Regions from separate parts of the Homo sapiens genome. Here region 1 is linked to region 2. A link is a loop called in an ENCODE intact Hi-C map of the cell type or tissue named here. Cell type or tissue: PC-3. All regions are shown on one strand.

Evidence for each region. Peaks named below come from ENCODE experiments on the same cell type or tissue, not always from the same donor. Only the 100,000 strongest peaks of a DNase experiment are listed, where the experiment ranks them.
Region 1: it touches region 2 in a loop (3-fold over the local background); 3 of 110 quality-filtered maps call a loop at or near these places.

What each region holds. Positions count from the first base shown.
Region 1 is chr4:73,676,326-73,684,325 of GRCh38, reverse strand. No RefSeq gene overlaps it. Among named protein-coding and RNA genes, the nearest start is that of UMLILO, 30 kb to the left of the region's middle. In PC-3, no CTCF peak of the experiment used is centred here; DNase peaks (open chromatin) are centred at 1,065, 4,235, 7,165 and 7,965; H3K27ac peaks cover 8,000 bases.
Region 2 is chr4:74,034,169-74,042,168 of GRCh38, reverse strand. It overlaps CXCL3 (C-X-C motif chemokine ligand 3), which reads left to right and starts at 3,480. Exons shown (of 4, transcript NM_002090.3): 1 at 3,480-3,657; 2 at 3,756-3,879; 3 at 3,993-4,076; 4 at 4,892-5,580. The coding sequence starts at 3,558. The coding sequence ends at 4,907. It overlaps LOC105377275 (a long non-coding RNA gene), which reads right to left and starts at 3,224. Exons shown (of 2, transcript XR_938875.3): 1 at 1,222-3,224; 2 at 1-681. In PC-3, CTCF peaks have their summits at 3,387 and 3,593 (motif pointing right); a DNase peak (open chromatin) is centred at 3,388; H3K4me3 peaks cover 3,936 bases; H3K27ac peaks cover 3,860 bases.

The DNA of each region.
Region 1 (8,000 bases), 360 kb after region 2:
ATGCTAATCTCCCTTCTGATGGAGAGTCTTGTGCTCTGCCTGGAATGCTCTGGCCCCAGAGTTACGCATGGTTTCAAGTTACAGTTAACTACCATCACCAGCTGAGGTGTTTTCAGAATTCCCAAACCAAATGAACCCCTATTATATGAAATAATTACTGTGTCCATTTATTTATTGTCTGTTGCCTGCCCATGCCATGTAAACTCAAAGTGAGTGAGGATCACTGGTTTTCCTGGTCCCTAGAATAGTCTGGCATGTAGCAGACTCTTTAAAAGAATGTGGTGACAATTCATTTTGTCAATTTTTTCCTCTCTTGACTTTCATCAAGATGACTAAGCTTGGAGAAAATGAGAAGAAAATAAAAGAAATCAAGAAATAATAATCTCAAGACAAATAGAACAGTTCTAGATTCAAATGTTTAATATGAAATAAAAAGTAAAGAGTTGAGTGTTATTCTTGAATGAGATCTATGCAAGTCATGTGCAGGCAGAGTTCAATGGAGACACCTATTAATTTTTCTTATCATGACTATTATGCAAACGCTTTTGTTTTCTTTTTATTATGAGTATTATTTTCCATAGTAGATTTGGGTTAAGTAATAACTGTGGGGTTTTTTGCAAGGAGTATTAACATTTTATACTTGAGCAAGAAAAAAATGAAATCAAAATATTGCTTACTCTGTAACTACTGCCACACTGCCCAACTTCCCCTGATTGCTGTGAGTCTATTTCCATCTGAGGAATCAAAACTTCTTTTTTTGAAAAAGAGACCAGTGGAGAAGGAGAGGGGGAGATTTAAGTAATCATTCATTGAACTTTGCATATAAAATAGTACTATACATTACCAAGGCCCACCTTAGGATTGGGGAATTTCTCTGTCTCATTTTTTAATGTATATTTGTTATTTATGAGTCATATATATTAAAAGTTACCCTTTATAAGACTTCAGTCAAAGCTATGAATCAAAATCTTTGCATTTGTTTTTGGAGCAGAGAGGTTTCTATTTACCTAAGATGTGTTCTTTTGTCTGTAGAAAAACGATTGCCGACATGAATAGCAGCTTTGTTACCTTATTACCCAATGCAAATAAAAGAATAATGAACAGTCATTTTATGTGACTAGTAAGAAAGAAATTATTTACTATGCTTAAAATATGAACTGAGCTATTATTCTGTCATTCCACAGAACTCTGAGCCAGTTGTTGAAGAGCTCCACTCAGATTGATCATAAGTTAGAAAAGCTCGTCAAGTTCTATCTGATGACAAAACAAGTTCGGTCAAAGAACAACCCAGGTAGTCAATATAGTAAGAAAGAAAAGCAGGCATCTTTTGTTTGTCTGAAATAACTATTTGTTTGTAACACCAGGATATCATCTTATATCTAGCCTCAGCCTTGGGCCAAATTATGATCCAAAGGTTTAGTAAAAAGAAATTTGTTCTCTCCAGAATTTCAGATTTACTGCTGTATGTTTTCTCTCTCTATTTTCTGCTCAAGAAAAGGTAAGATGCTTCTGGACTATGAAGCAATCACGGGAATCCATGAAGGGCAGAATGTTGTAATGAAAAAAAAACCCAGCCTGAGAATCAGGAACTTGTTTTCTAACCCTATATAACTTCTCTGGAGCTCATATCTCTGGATGCAAAATAAGCATAGGAATCTTTTGGGTTCCATTAAGCTCTAAAAAGGAATGAGTCATTGCAGTAGAGCTTTCCTAGGTGGTAAATTAAGATTATATCTACACTGAGTTACTAAGAGAATAACAAAGACATTATATATTTTTAATAAGTATCTCATTTACAAAATTGTCCCAAATGTTGCTGTTATTTACTGGAGGTACTTATTAAAAAATATTATTTGCCAAAAATGCAACACAAAGAGTAGAAAATCTGCCAAAGTTCTGTTCAATGTAACCAATATTTATTGAGATTCCAATTCCTGGGAAGCTTTAGCTTGACCTTAGACAACAGCATGCAGAGTTGTTTCTCAATATTGTGGATTTATTATACATAGTGGATTTATTTCTACAGTTAGAAACAGTTTCCCTCATTCTTTAGTAACACACATTGAGCTCTTTCAGAAGGCAGGAGAGGGGGACAGTTTTGAATGCCCTAAATTTTCTAAATTATACCCTTTGATTCAAAACCTTTACTTTCATCAAATGCACTTTATATTCTTATATATGGAGGAAACCTTGGGGCAGCAGAGTTAGTTCATATACAGAGAGAAAATCTTTGCACCAAGGTTAGATTAACTGAAAGAAAAAACATGTAGAGAATATGTGTCTATAAGGAGACTGAAGCCAGTGATAAAGCGGTTTTGAAATGGTCAGAACCCAGACAACATGTTTAAGCCTGAAAGTCTGAAATCTGGGACAGCACAGAGATCTTTTGGTAAGTAGGTCAGTGGAAGAAAAAAGACTTTTGCAGTGTACATCATGGTCTCAAATGAGTATGCTTGGATTTGCATACTTACGTAAATTCAAAACCCTTTTTTTCTTTTATTTTTTAATTGACAGATAATACTGTATGCATTTATAGTGCACAACATGATGTTTTGTAGTTCATATACGTTGTGGAATTGTCAAATCTAGCTAATTAACATGTGCATTACTTCACGTAGTTATTTTTGTGGTAAGGGCATATAACATATACTCTAGATTTTTCAAGAACATAATATATAATCATTGACCATAGTCACCTTGCTTTATAGTAGATCCCTTGAAATTTATTTTTTCTATCCTGCTGTAAGTATGTATCCTTTGGCCAACATCTCCCCCTACCCCCACCACCCCCAGGCTCTGGTAACCACCACTCCACTCTGCATCTATGTGATCAAATTTTCAAGATTCCACATATAAGTGAGATGATGCAGTATTTGTCTTTCCGTGCCTGGCTTATTTCACTTAACAGTTCATCCATGTAGTCACCAAGGCTGGATTTCATTCTTCTTTATGGCTGAATAGTATTCCGTTGTGTATATATACCACATTTTCTGTATTCATTCATCCATTGATGGACACTTAGTTTCCACCTAGGTTTCTACCAATACCCTCTTTGGTGTATTCTATACCAACCCTGGCTAGTCCCACAGCACTGCCACCAGATATTACTACTTAAGTGGAAATGAGAGCCCATTTCCTTCTATTAACATGCCATTAATACACAGAGAGTCGCTGCAGAGCATTTGCACATTTGCTGTTCCCTTTGCTTGGAATGTTTTTCACCCAGATATATATATGCATGCTCTCTCTCTCACTTCCTTCAAGTCTGAGCTCAAATATTGAATGAGAGGCCTACCTCCCTCCTTTTAAGATAAGCATTCTCCTATGAATGTGTATTTCTTCCTCAGCTATATTTTTTTCACAGCCCTGGTAACTCCCAACATATATACTTATCCAAATATATTCATTTGTTTTTATTTTTTGCTTGTGTCTGTGACTAGAATGCAAGCTCTAGAAGAGCAGAGACATTTATTTGTCCATTGTTGTATCCCAGATCCTATAATACTGCTGGCATATAGTAGGTGTCTAAAAAACACACACCTGTCTAATTTGTTGAATGCATTAATTAAATACATCCAATACATTTGATCATCCTTTAAAACAAGCTAAAACACTGGGCAGGTGGAAAAATAGTCAAGGTCATTTCTGCCACCTGGTTTTTCCTCTGCTATCCCTTCCAAAGGCTTGAAAATGGCTTCATCTCAAAAAACAATTACAGATCATGGACAATGTAAAAGCATATTTGTTCCTTATTTTCTGGAGATGACTATAAACCTGTAATTTTCCTAGAAGGAACATTTATAAGGTGTGTTTTAAATCTTTAATTGTTCTGATAGTGAAGCAGTGGCTAAAGTTTAGGGATAGAGGCTCGATGAGGAGGTAGCTGATATATATAATGACCTGCATCTCTCCATCCCTCCTTTATAAAAAATTCCAACCTTGGTTTTGTCAGTCTAGCTTAACTGGTCAAGTTCAGGAAGCTTGATAAAACTTTCAAAATATGAATAAATCTAACAGTTATTTAGATATTCTTCTCTTCCTCAAGCTCTGCTGGAGGTCACAAGAAATGTGCAGTGTAATTTCTTAGCTTGAGAGATCCCAAAGAGAATAAAACGAGAAGAGGAAGAAGATCATGTTGACTTGATCCTTCCCTCTTGGGTTTGGATGCAAGTGACTAACATTCTGGGAGCATTCCCAAGTTTTAGTCTCCTGAATGATCCTTGATAGAATACCCCCTCAGAGGAGATTTGCAAGGTATTTTATTGAGTTCCTGCTTGAGTCAGAAAGTATGTTCTGTTCAGGCGACTTGAAATCATTATTTCCATTTCCACGCCTAGTTTCTAGATAGCCTGGTGAACTCATCTGCCTGAATGTTCCATTCACATCTTGATAATTCCTTAGTCCCTGCATTAAACTACAGGGGGTCATGGGGCTGCATATACTCTTTGCGTGTATATATTAAATAATACTGGGCCAAGCAAAATAATTTATCTGCTTCATCCAGGAAATACCCTTTCCTGAAATTTAAGGCTGTGAGCCAGACAGCTTATTTATGAAGACTAAATAATTTCTCATCCAGACTTGCTTCAAGACTTTTGCTTCACTGTCCTCACTCATCTCTACTACCCTCCTTGCAGAACCTGCCTTAAAATCACTTAGCCCAGGTCCTGAAATGCTATAAACTCCTTGCCTGAATTTAGCATTTTGAGATATCACTAAAAATGGATAGTGCTTTAATAAACTTAACATTGTATGATCAATAGGAATGAATAGCCAACAGCCAAAGTGCAGTTTTAATCTGACCTCATTATTTCCTCTCCGAACTTACTCTTTCTCCTTTGATGACATTAGAATCCAACCAACAGAGTCCATGAAACAGAATTATTCTTCACTACTCCCTCTGACCTTCAATAACTAACCAATCCTGAAGTTCTACTAATTTTGTCAACTTTTCACTTTCAATATATTCCTGCTGTCTTCCCACTCTTTTTCATCCCCACTCCCCCACCCCCCGAATACTCTATGTAATCAACTCCACTTATGGCTGGTATAGTTGCAGGCTGGCATCATGTATGCTGCCTAAATCCTATTAAAAGAAAAACTTCAACCAATTTTTTTTTTCGGCAGTCTCGCTCTGTTTCCCAGGAGGGAATGCGGTGGTGCCATCTTGGCTCACTGCAACCTCCGCCTCCTGGGTTCAAGCGATTCTTCTGCCTCAGCCTCCCGAGGAGCTGAGACTACAGGCGCCCACCACCACACCTGTCTAATTTTTGTATTTTTAGTAGAGAGAGGGTTTCACCAGGTTGATCAGGCTGGTCTCGAACTCCTGACCACAGGTGGTCCACCCACCTTGGCCTCCCAAAGTGCTGGGATTATAGGTGTGAGCCACTGCCCCCGGGTGCCTAATCAAATTTCAAGGAGTTTAATTGAGCAATGAACGATTCACGAATTGGGCAGCCCCCAGAATCACAGCAGATTCAGAGAGACTCCAGCACAGGCACATGGTGGGAGATTTATGGACAGCAAAAGGAAAGTGAGGTACAGAAAAAGGAGGTGAAGTAGAGAAACAAGTGGATTGGATAAAGTTCTCCAGTTGCCTTATTTGACCAGGATTTGAGTAGTTGGGTGCATTTGATTAACCAAAACCCAGTGATTGGCATAGTTGTGGGCTACGGTTGGTTTACAACTCCGCTTGTTATAGTTCACAATGTACAGAAAAATCTTTAGGCCGAACTTAACTATGTAAGGAGGCAGCTTCAGTCTCATCTTGATTTAACAATTCCATAGATGCTATCTAAATCGATATCTCCAGGGATGAGAGTTTTGGAGACTTCCTACCCCTTCTCCTTTCCCCGTGGATTGGGAAACAGGAATTGCTGGGCTCTCCTGTGTGAATGATATATTCCCTTTCTTATACAATACCACCACCTCACCTTCACTTCCGTGGTTGCCGTTATTGCTGCTGTAATACTGGTTGTAACATGGGGGATTTTGCTTAGGCCATGGTGGAAGGAAGATGAGTTTTAAGCACTAAAGATGATTTTGAAGGAATAAGTGGTATTTATCTACCTATAGTCCCATGGCTACCTCCTCATTTCATTTGCCACAGTTTTTAATATTTTTACCAACAGCTTGACATCCCTTGATTTGTCCTCTTTTTTCTAAAACAATCTGTGATCTTTTTTCTAAAACAAAGTGCCAATTTGATGTCTGGAACTGCAGTGTCTAGACCTTGGCTTGCAGAGTTCTCAGAAGAAGGAGCAACTGAGGAGGGCTTCAGTCTCTGCCTACCTAGGCAGCCCTGCTAGACAGCCTTCTCATGGAAGAAAATTTGAGCCCCTGGTGAGAAATTCCCAGGTCCTGAGAACTCAGAATTACAGACCTATAACACGAACTGTATGTAGGCTGGGAGAAGAACCACATGGACCTCTCTTCTCGTTTAAGAAAATTCTTACTGATCTTAATGCTTACATTTTTAGGTCAATAGCAGGATGGACATGACCTACCACAGAAACAATGATTTGATTTTTTTTTTTGTTTTAAGGGCTTCTTTTCCTCCTATATCAGCAGATGACAATACGAGAGGAGATTAAATTCTATGGGGGTGAAGAAACTAACCTCAAAATTTAAAACTGAAGTACCATTTTTTAAAGATAACAGTTAACATCTGTTGGATGCTGACCATGAGCATATTTGCAAGGCCTTAGAAGATAGATGTCATTATGACATTAATTTTACTGATGATGAAAGAGAGGTAGGACAGAGTGTTGAAATCACTTTCTCAAAGTCACACAGCACCTAAATGGCAGAGCCTGGCTTTATCCCTGAGCCTACGTGCTAAAGCATTTTTACCAGGGTTTGTGAAAATGTATTCTAAAGGAAAGTAGTCCCACAAGATGCTCCAATAAAAAAATGATTTTAGAGTCATTTGAGCTCCCTTAATACTTAGCAATTCACTATGAACAACAGCAAATAAAGGCTCTGAAGAAACTTGTTTAACTTAATATTACACAGACTTTCACAAACTTACTGGAGCATGGCACACTTTTCCGCGTGACTACCACCAATACGTTAGCAAACACATAGTAGCAGAAACACCTGTCAGAGGACAGTGTCTCAGATTCCCTTCACATCCTTTCTGGCTCCAGACCCAGCATATTACAAAGGTGCTCCATATTTCCCAAGTGAGTCATGAAATAGAAACTCTGTCAGGAGTCTCTAAACACGTATGGCAGATTTGTATGTGTGGTCTTTAGTTTTACCCGGTTGCAAAGTCCTCCAGGATAGGCATATCAAGTTCCATTTATAAAAGCTCAAGGGAAGTGCTAGGCAAGGATCAGAACTGCTCTGTGCCTTCCTGAAAATCTGTGTCCAGCTGGCTGCCCTTTGAGGTCAGCCAAAGTGTCTACTGGCAGGCAATGTGAAAAACTCAGCTAGTGAGTCTGTAAAGAAGAAAAAGGCAAAGTTTAGCAGGCATTACTCCTTTTGCTTTCAAAAATATAGGCATCCTACAGGACTCAGAGGGACAACAATTATCAGGCACAAAGTTCTTGCATCTCACATCACAGAGTGTTCAGAGCACACAGTGGTGCTTATGAGTTGTGCTGATTTGGACTTATTATTCACCTCTCTTTACTTTATTTGCACAAATTATAAACCTTTCTTTAGCTTCTTCCAATGAATATAAGTAATGAAAGTCCTATTCCAAAAGGCTGTTATGAGGGTTAAGCAAGATAATGCAGGTAAGGTTCCAGCACACAGTAAAATGCTCATTAAATTTGGCTATTATTAAGGCAGTCCAAGCAGCTGTGCAGAAATTCAGTTCTACATGGACTCAGGCAAGTTACTGACTCCTTTCAGGAGCCTGCTCTCAAGTCTTGAGAGTTTTCCCAATAGCTCCTTGGCCTTTCAAAGAAAATGGTGGGGAAAGAGTGGTGTCATTAAGTGGAAACAATATAGGAAGGTGACAGCTACCCTGAACCTGACTCACAGGTTCTGAC
Region 2 (8,000 bases):
TCCTGTCTAGAAAGCTAGCAGGTAAAACATGCACATGCCCTGATTTCATTTTGGTGGTATTCTAAATGGATTTAGAAAAATAAACTTAGAAAAAAATGAACTTAATTGGGACAATTTTCAATTTACAAACATTGCAAAGATAATACAGTGTCTGTGTGCCCTTCATCCTTTTTCCCTGACAGTGAACATTTTACAACAGCACGGAACGTCTGTTAAAGCTAATAAACCACCAATGACACGTTACTTTTAACTAAACTCCAGACTAAGTTGTGTTTCACCAGCTTTTCCATTAATATCATCTTTCTGTCCCAGGATCCTATCCAAACTACCACACTGCAATGAGTTGTCACTTCTCCAGTTTCCTCTGGACTGTGATGGTTTTTCAGTCTTTTATTGTTTTCATGACCTTGACAGTTTTGAAGAGTACTGATTAGCTTTAGGAGTCTTCAGTATGAGTTTGAAGAATGTTTTTTATCATAACTAGATTTGGGTGATGAATTTTTGGAAGTGGTACCAAAGAGGCATCCTGCTTATGCCATTCTTATGACATCATATCAAGTGGGTACATGATATCCATATGACATCACACTGAAGACGTTTATCTTCACCATTTTTTTAAAGAAGTAGTTTGTCAGCTTTCTCCATGGAAAAGTGCCTATTTTATTCTTCAGAATTGGGCACCTTAAGGAAAGATAATGAGCTACATCAATGCCACAGGAGAGAGTTATGCTGTTAGTGAAACAAAACTACAAAGATATATTATCGTTTTGATGTATTTTCATTTTAAAATATGTAAATTTAAGCTATTCAACTAGGTCAAGAACAAATACATTTTTAAAAATCCTTCCTCCCCTTAAAGTACTAATTATATATCACAGTGCATTTTTACCATAGTTTAATGGTTAAGAGCCATTTTCTCTGGGTTTGATTTCCAGCCTCAAGGATGTATGAAGTTAAGCAAGTGACTTAATCTCTCTGTACCTCAGTTCCTTTGTTTGTAACCATTAAGTCCCATAAAGATAACAATTAATATCTACTTCACAGTATTGTTTGGAAGATTGAATGAGTCAATATTTGTAAAATGCTTAGAAGAGCATTAAATAAATTCTCTGCCCCTTGTCTCTGGTGCAGAGGTTTAACTTGCCCATAGCATGAAGTTATTAAATAAAAAAGCAGCATGTTCCACATTTACCCAGAATCTTGTAAGCTCTTATCATTTACCTTATGTTTGCTGAAGAAAAACAAGCAAATTTTTAATGACCTCCCATCTATGTGCATCTCCTGGTAAAGTACAGATGTGTCTTCCTTTCTGAAAGCCTTCCTAAATTAAAAACATTTAACTTTTTTGTTTTTTATAAATTCCCAATTGAACTTTATTTTTCATTTATAAGTTTGCAGCATTTATTACAGCTTGAAACTGCAGAAGACATTTGGGACACTATTTTGGCCTCCATTGGGTCAATGTTTTTTCTGTATCTATCCTTTCTTTCAAGGAATTTAAGTAGTCAGGGAGATGTGAGAGAGGAAATTATTGAAAAAGAATGGAGCATATATATTACCTATAGTGTCTATTTTAAAGTAACAGGACATTCTAGCACACCTTTCTATCCCTTGTCCAAGATTATTGTAATGACATCACAGATACCCGTGAGCACCAGTAACTACAAGACCATTTTGGAAACTGGGATTGTGGTGTTTATATGAACATTCTTCTTTCTAGGATGTGCTTTGATTTCTTAAGGACTCACACTGCTTTATATCAGTTAGAGACAGGGAGAGTTGGGTGGCAGTAAGGGATACAGAAAATTTTAAATGTGAAAAACACTGGGGAGTAAAACTTTCCATTAGATTCTTCTTTTTTCCTTTACAGAATTCATAGCAGGCTGAGTTTTTGTTCAGGCAATGTCGGGAAAGAAATAGCCTTTTAAAAATGGAAATAGTCCATTTTATTTATTTAACAACCATTAATAAGGCACTTAATCCATGTTGTCTCTTACAAATGTTAACTCATTTCTCATAACCACCTTGGGCTAGGCACAGAGAGGCTTAACAACTTGCAAGTGATACTCTGCAACTAAATACAGGCAGCACAGTTGCACGCTCTGTGTTTGGTTAGGGGCAAGGACTCTTATCCCTTGAGCTGGGTTGTGTAGAGCCCTGTGCTTCAGGCAGATGCCATTCCTTTCTCCTCTCCTCCATCCTACTCCACGTCTCAAAGAGGTCTGAGACCAACTTGTAGAATCACACTTAAACCCTCTAAAACCTAATGACAAATCAAAATACATTATCTAAAACTAGAAAAAGGGACAAAGGTGTCAGGTTAAAAGACTGAAAATCCAGACGAGAAAAAAAAGTGCCCTGTTAATGTTTCCAGAGAAAGATCCCCCAGTGCTGAATACCAGAAAATTCTATAGTAAATGAAATGTGATTTTATGTGTGATCTGGTGTTTAAATGTCATCAGCAGGCAGCTGTTTGCTCCTTCAGTGGGAATGGTGTTTGCACACCAGGTACCTACTCTCTAGTGTCATTCGCAAAGACAGAACCAGAAACATTGAGCCCATGATCCTGCTGGACCCAGCCCCTCCACAGCTTCAGAGTGACAGCCAGTGTCATATTTCTAGATCAAATCTGAATCCCTCCCACTGGGAGAAGGTCTCCAGGGGATTTAGGAAGTTCCAACATTTCAGAGGGAGGAAGGACGTTATGCAGGATACAAAAGAAGAGGTCATGTTATACAGCCCTGGCTTCCACGGACACTAACACTGAATTCAAATTTTGACACTGATAATCTGTTGCCACCAAATGGAAAACGTAAACAAGGTATTCTAAGTGTGATTAGAGAATATGCAAAACAAGGAACAAGTAGAACATTCTTCTCTGGAATCCGAGACGATGGCTGTACTTTCACAGAGAGCATGATGTTAGATGTACATGAAATAACGCTAAACCGAAAATGAGAGAGGCAGAGACCGGGAGGTTAACATAGAGGATAGACTATATAGAGAGAGGATAGCTGAGGGAAAACTCGCCTGTCTCCGGGTCCCCAGCAAATCTGATAACTAAGGAGACAAAGCTCTCTTCCTCTAAAGAAGTCGTGCCTTTCCTGTCCTGGTTCTCACGGGTCCCCCCAGCTCTTTCCTCCAACCCTACCCCGTACGCGGGGGGTCATCGGGGACCTAAGGTCCCCCCTCACAGGCTGTATCTTCAGCGAGGTGGACTCACTGCCTCTCCAGGAATTTGGGGCAGAAAATGAATATCCCAAAGTCCCAGAGTGCACGGGGGTTACTCTGGAGGGCGAGGCGTAGGCGTCACCAGTGGGCTCCCCCTACCCGTATCCGACTCCACCCCGGGGGCGGGGCCGTCGCCTTCCTTCGGGACTCCGGATCGATCTGGAGCTCCGGGAATTTCCCTGGCCCGGCCGCTCCGGGCTTTCCAGTCTCAACCATGCATAAAAAGGGTTCGCCGATCTTGGGGAGCCACACAGCCCGGGTCGCAGGCACCTCCCCGCCAGCTCTCCCGCTTCTCGCACAGCTTCCCGACGCGTCTGCTGAGCCCCATGGCCCACGCCACGCTCTCCGCCGCCCCCAGCAATCCCCGGCTCCTGCGGGTGGCGCTGCTGCTCCTGCTCCTGGTGGCCGCCAGCCGGCGCGCAGCAGGTGGGTCCCGGCGCCCTGGGGTCCCCGGGCCGGACGCGGCTGGGGTGGGCGCCCCGCGCCGACAGCCCCGCTCAATCAGCGAGTCTATTCTTCCCTAGGAGCGTCCGTGGTCACTGAACTGCGCTGCCAGTGCTTGCAGACACTGCAGGGAATTCACCTCAAGAACATCCAAAGTGTGAATGTAAGGTCCCCCGGACCCCACTGCGCCCAAACCGAAGTCATGTAAGTCCCGCCCCGCGCTTCCGCTGCCACCGCTGGGGTCCCCGACTCTCCCGCTGCCCCAACCCTGTCCCCAGCCCGACCTCCTGTCTCACGGAATTCCCTTCTCTCTGCAGAGCCACACTCAAGAATGGGAAGAAAGCTTGTCTCAACCCCGCATCCCCCATGGTTCAGAAAATCATCGAAAAGATACTGAACAAGTGAGTTGTAATTTCCATATACACAGGCGACTGGAGCCGTTGGTCAGAAATACTGGCATCTGCCCCCTAAAAATAAAATCAGGGAACCCCAAGAGTTAGCTGAAGGACTAGAAATTGTGATTATTATTTTCACAATTAAAGTTGCCATTAAGGTTATTAATCTGCTCTGGTGCCAGAGGATATTTCAGTATTTCAGTGTCTTCCATTTCCAGGCCTAACCCCTGGGAGGGTAAATGTGGGTTTCTAGAATACTAAGTAAATTTGACTAACAATGCCAAAATGCCCCCTGCCTGTTTTGGGACGTTTACCTCAGTCCCTAATGGGCTTCAGACCTGAAAAATGCAATGTCTGGTTTGGGCACTTTGGGCCTGTAAGCCTTCTTGGTGAAGAGCAGAAACTTTGCAGTAACACCTTCAGTGAGTTCAAGGCTAGGATCCCTGTCAACGTTATTTAATCTCTTTGAGCTTTAGCAAAATAGGGTAGATAATGGTAGTTATTTCATAGGGTTGTGTGCAGCTTAAGGGAGATCATGAATGGACATTTCTAACCCAATGTGACAATCAGTGACCAATATGTTTTGGCTTTTTCAAACCAAGAATCTAGTTGAGTCCACAGCCACTTCTTTCTTGAAAAAAAAAAAAAAAGCATTCAGGAGTGCAAGTTTTCTGCTATAGAAGGCAGTGGGTACAGACAGACCTTCCCTGAGTGGAGGGCTGGGAGAGAGTCTGCATGGGGACATCCCTCCAAGCAACTTCAGAGTGACAGAAGAGCAGCCTTCCTTAGCACCTGCAACAGTAACCCTTTTCTCATCACAGGGGGAGCACCAACTGACAGGAGAGAAGTAAGAAGCTTATCAGCGTATCATTGACACTTCCTGCAGGGTGGTCCCTGCCCTTACCAGAGCTGAAAATGAAAAAGAGAACAGCAGCTTTCTAGGGACAGCTGGAAAGGACTTAATGTGTTTGACTATTTCTTACGAGGGTTCTACTTATTTATGTATTTATTTTTGAAAGCTTGTATTTTAATATTTTACATGCTGTTATTTAAAGATGTGAGTGTGTTTCATCAAACATAGCTCAGTCCTGATTATTTAATTGGAATATGATGGGTTTTAAATGTGTCATTAAACTAATATTTAGTGGGAGACCATAATGTGTCAGCCACCTTGATAAATGACAGGGTGGGGAACTGGAGGGTGGGGGGATTGAAATGCAAGCAATTAGTGGATCACTGTTAGGGTAAGGGAATGTATGTACACATCTATTTTTTATACTTTTTTTTTAAAAAAAGAATGTCAGTTGTTATTTATTCAAATTATCTCACATTATGTGTTCAACATTTTTATGCTGAAGTTTCCCTTAGACATTTTATGTCTTGCTTGTAGGGCATAATGCCTTGTTTAATGTCCATTCTGCAGCGTTTCTCTTTCCCTTGGAAAAGAGAATTTATCATTACTGTTACATTTGTACAAATGACATGATAATAAAAGTTTTATGAAAAAAAAGGCTTATGTGGTTTTTCAAAAAATTCTTCTTGACTTTTAGTTCTTCCCAGGCACCCAAGGTGTTATACAGTTAGGCTGCAGGTTCTATCTAAATCTGTGCCTGCTTCTAGCTGTCACTTCCCTTATATTTCTCTTATTCAAAACGGACTATCCGATGCTTTTAGAAAGTACATACTACCCCCCAACCACTTTGATAATTCTAATTTTGTATAACATTTAGCTGTTTTTCACATTGACCAATTTGTTATTCAAAACTAGTTCTTTACAAATTTTTGAATGTTATTGATATTTTAACATGGGCGTCTGCTAGATCTGCTAGATGCTTTTGGTAAACGGTTTCTCAAATACTTATGCAATTCTTTCCCGTTTAACAAGGTTGGGAGCAAAAGGTAGAAAAGTTGATTCTGCCTTAGAACTAAAAAGAATTGTGATATTAAAAAAAATGACCTATTGAGATACTGTAATGTAAAATATATGACAAAAATAGCACAAAAGACAGGTTGGGAGATAAGTGGGTTTAGACTATAACATATCTCTTCAATTGTTAGAGAAAGTATTAAGAAAAAAATTGTAGCAAGAACAAATGTTGTAATTTGTAGGGCAACAACTAAAAGGAAAATGCAAAATTTTGGACTTAATCTAAAAAGGACATAAAATAGTGTAATAGAAAATACCCGACTAATACAAAAGAAGACAGAAATGGAGGAATAAACCAACACATGGATCAAAGGCAGAAGAGACACATCTTTACAGAAGAATTGCTGATAATATGAGTATAGTCTCCTCCTTCCCGAAGGTGAAGCTTAATTCCCCTCTCCAGGTGCGTGTAGCTAGACTTAGTGACTGGCTTCCAAAGAAAAGACTAAGAAAAAGGAAAAAAAAATTACAGTGGAGAAATTTGGCAGACAATCTTAACCAAGTGATCAAGGTTACTGTCACCAATTATGGCATGTGAATATTACGCACCCCCTCATATAATGTGATGGAAGGACACTTCCACTCCATTTATATTCTTCCAGAAAATGCATAACCTTTGTATAATCACAACAAGGACATCATAAAAATCTGAACTGATTTTTATGGTGGTAAAACTGATGGACGTTTTACAAAACTCCTCATAAGTACTCTTCAACCTGTCAAGGTCATGAAAAACAAGACAAAATCAATAAATTGTCACAGATTAAAGGAGACAAAAGTGATATGGGGACTAAATACAATGTGGTATGTTGAATTGGATCCTGGAATAGAAAAAAGGACATTATTGGAAAATTGATGAAATCTGAATAAAGACAAGAGTTTAGTTAACAGCAATGTACCAATGTTAATTTCTTAGTTTTGTCAAATATACTACAAGTATGTAAGATGTCAACATTACGGGACACTGAGCTAAAGGTCAGATATAGAAACTCTCTGTGCCCACACAAATTTTTTGTGAGTCTAAAATTATTCCAAATTTAAAAGTTTATTTTTCAAAAGATAGGACAAATATAATAGCAGATAGTAGACTTAGATACAACTATATTAAGAATTATAGTAAATTTAAGCAGAATAAACACTCCAATTAAAAGTCAAAGATTATCAGACTACATAAATATGACATGTTTATGCTTCTTAAAAGAGACACACTTTAAATTATATCTAGATAGGAGGAACAAATTCTAGTGTTTTATACCACTGTAGGATGCCTATAGTTAAAAGTAATAGTTTCAAACAGCTAGAAGGATATCAAATGTTCCCACACAAATAAATGATAAATATTTGAAATGACGGATATGCTAATTACCCTGATCTCTTCACTATACATTATATATAGAAACATTACTATGTACCCCATCAATATGCACAGTAATTATGTGTCAATTATAAAAATACAATAAAAGTAAAAACAAATTGGGCACCAGGTTGCTTGAAATTAAAAGAATTAATAGTGTTATATCACATACAAATGGGCTGACATGGATATATTACTATATTGAAACCTGACCTGGATATATTAATATATTTATTACTTAACTATTAATATGCTATTCATATAAATTATATTTATTAAAAATTGATATACTAATGAAGGCCTAATTAATATATTATGCCTTAAGGAAAGAAATAGTCTTGGAGATAAAAAAGACTGTTAAAAATAAAAAGGGGTTAACTAAACAAGAGACAAAACATTCCTAAGCTTTTATGAACTTAGAAACACATTATCAAATTATATAAACTATTTGTGAGGCTGAGGTGGGAGAATCAACTGAGCCCATGAGTCTGAAGCTGCAGTGAGCTATGATCATGCCACCGCACTGCAGCCTGGGTGACAGAGCAAGGCCTTGTCTCTAAAGAAAAAAAAAATTCACACACACACATAAAGCAAAATGAAGAGATCAAAAAAGAGCAATAGACAGATATATAATCATAGTTACAGATTC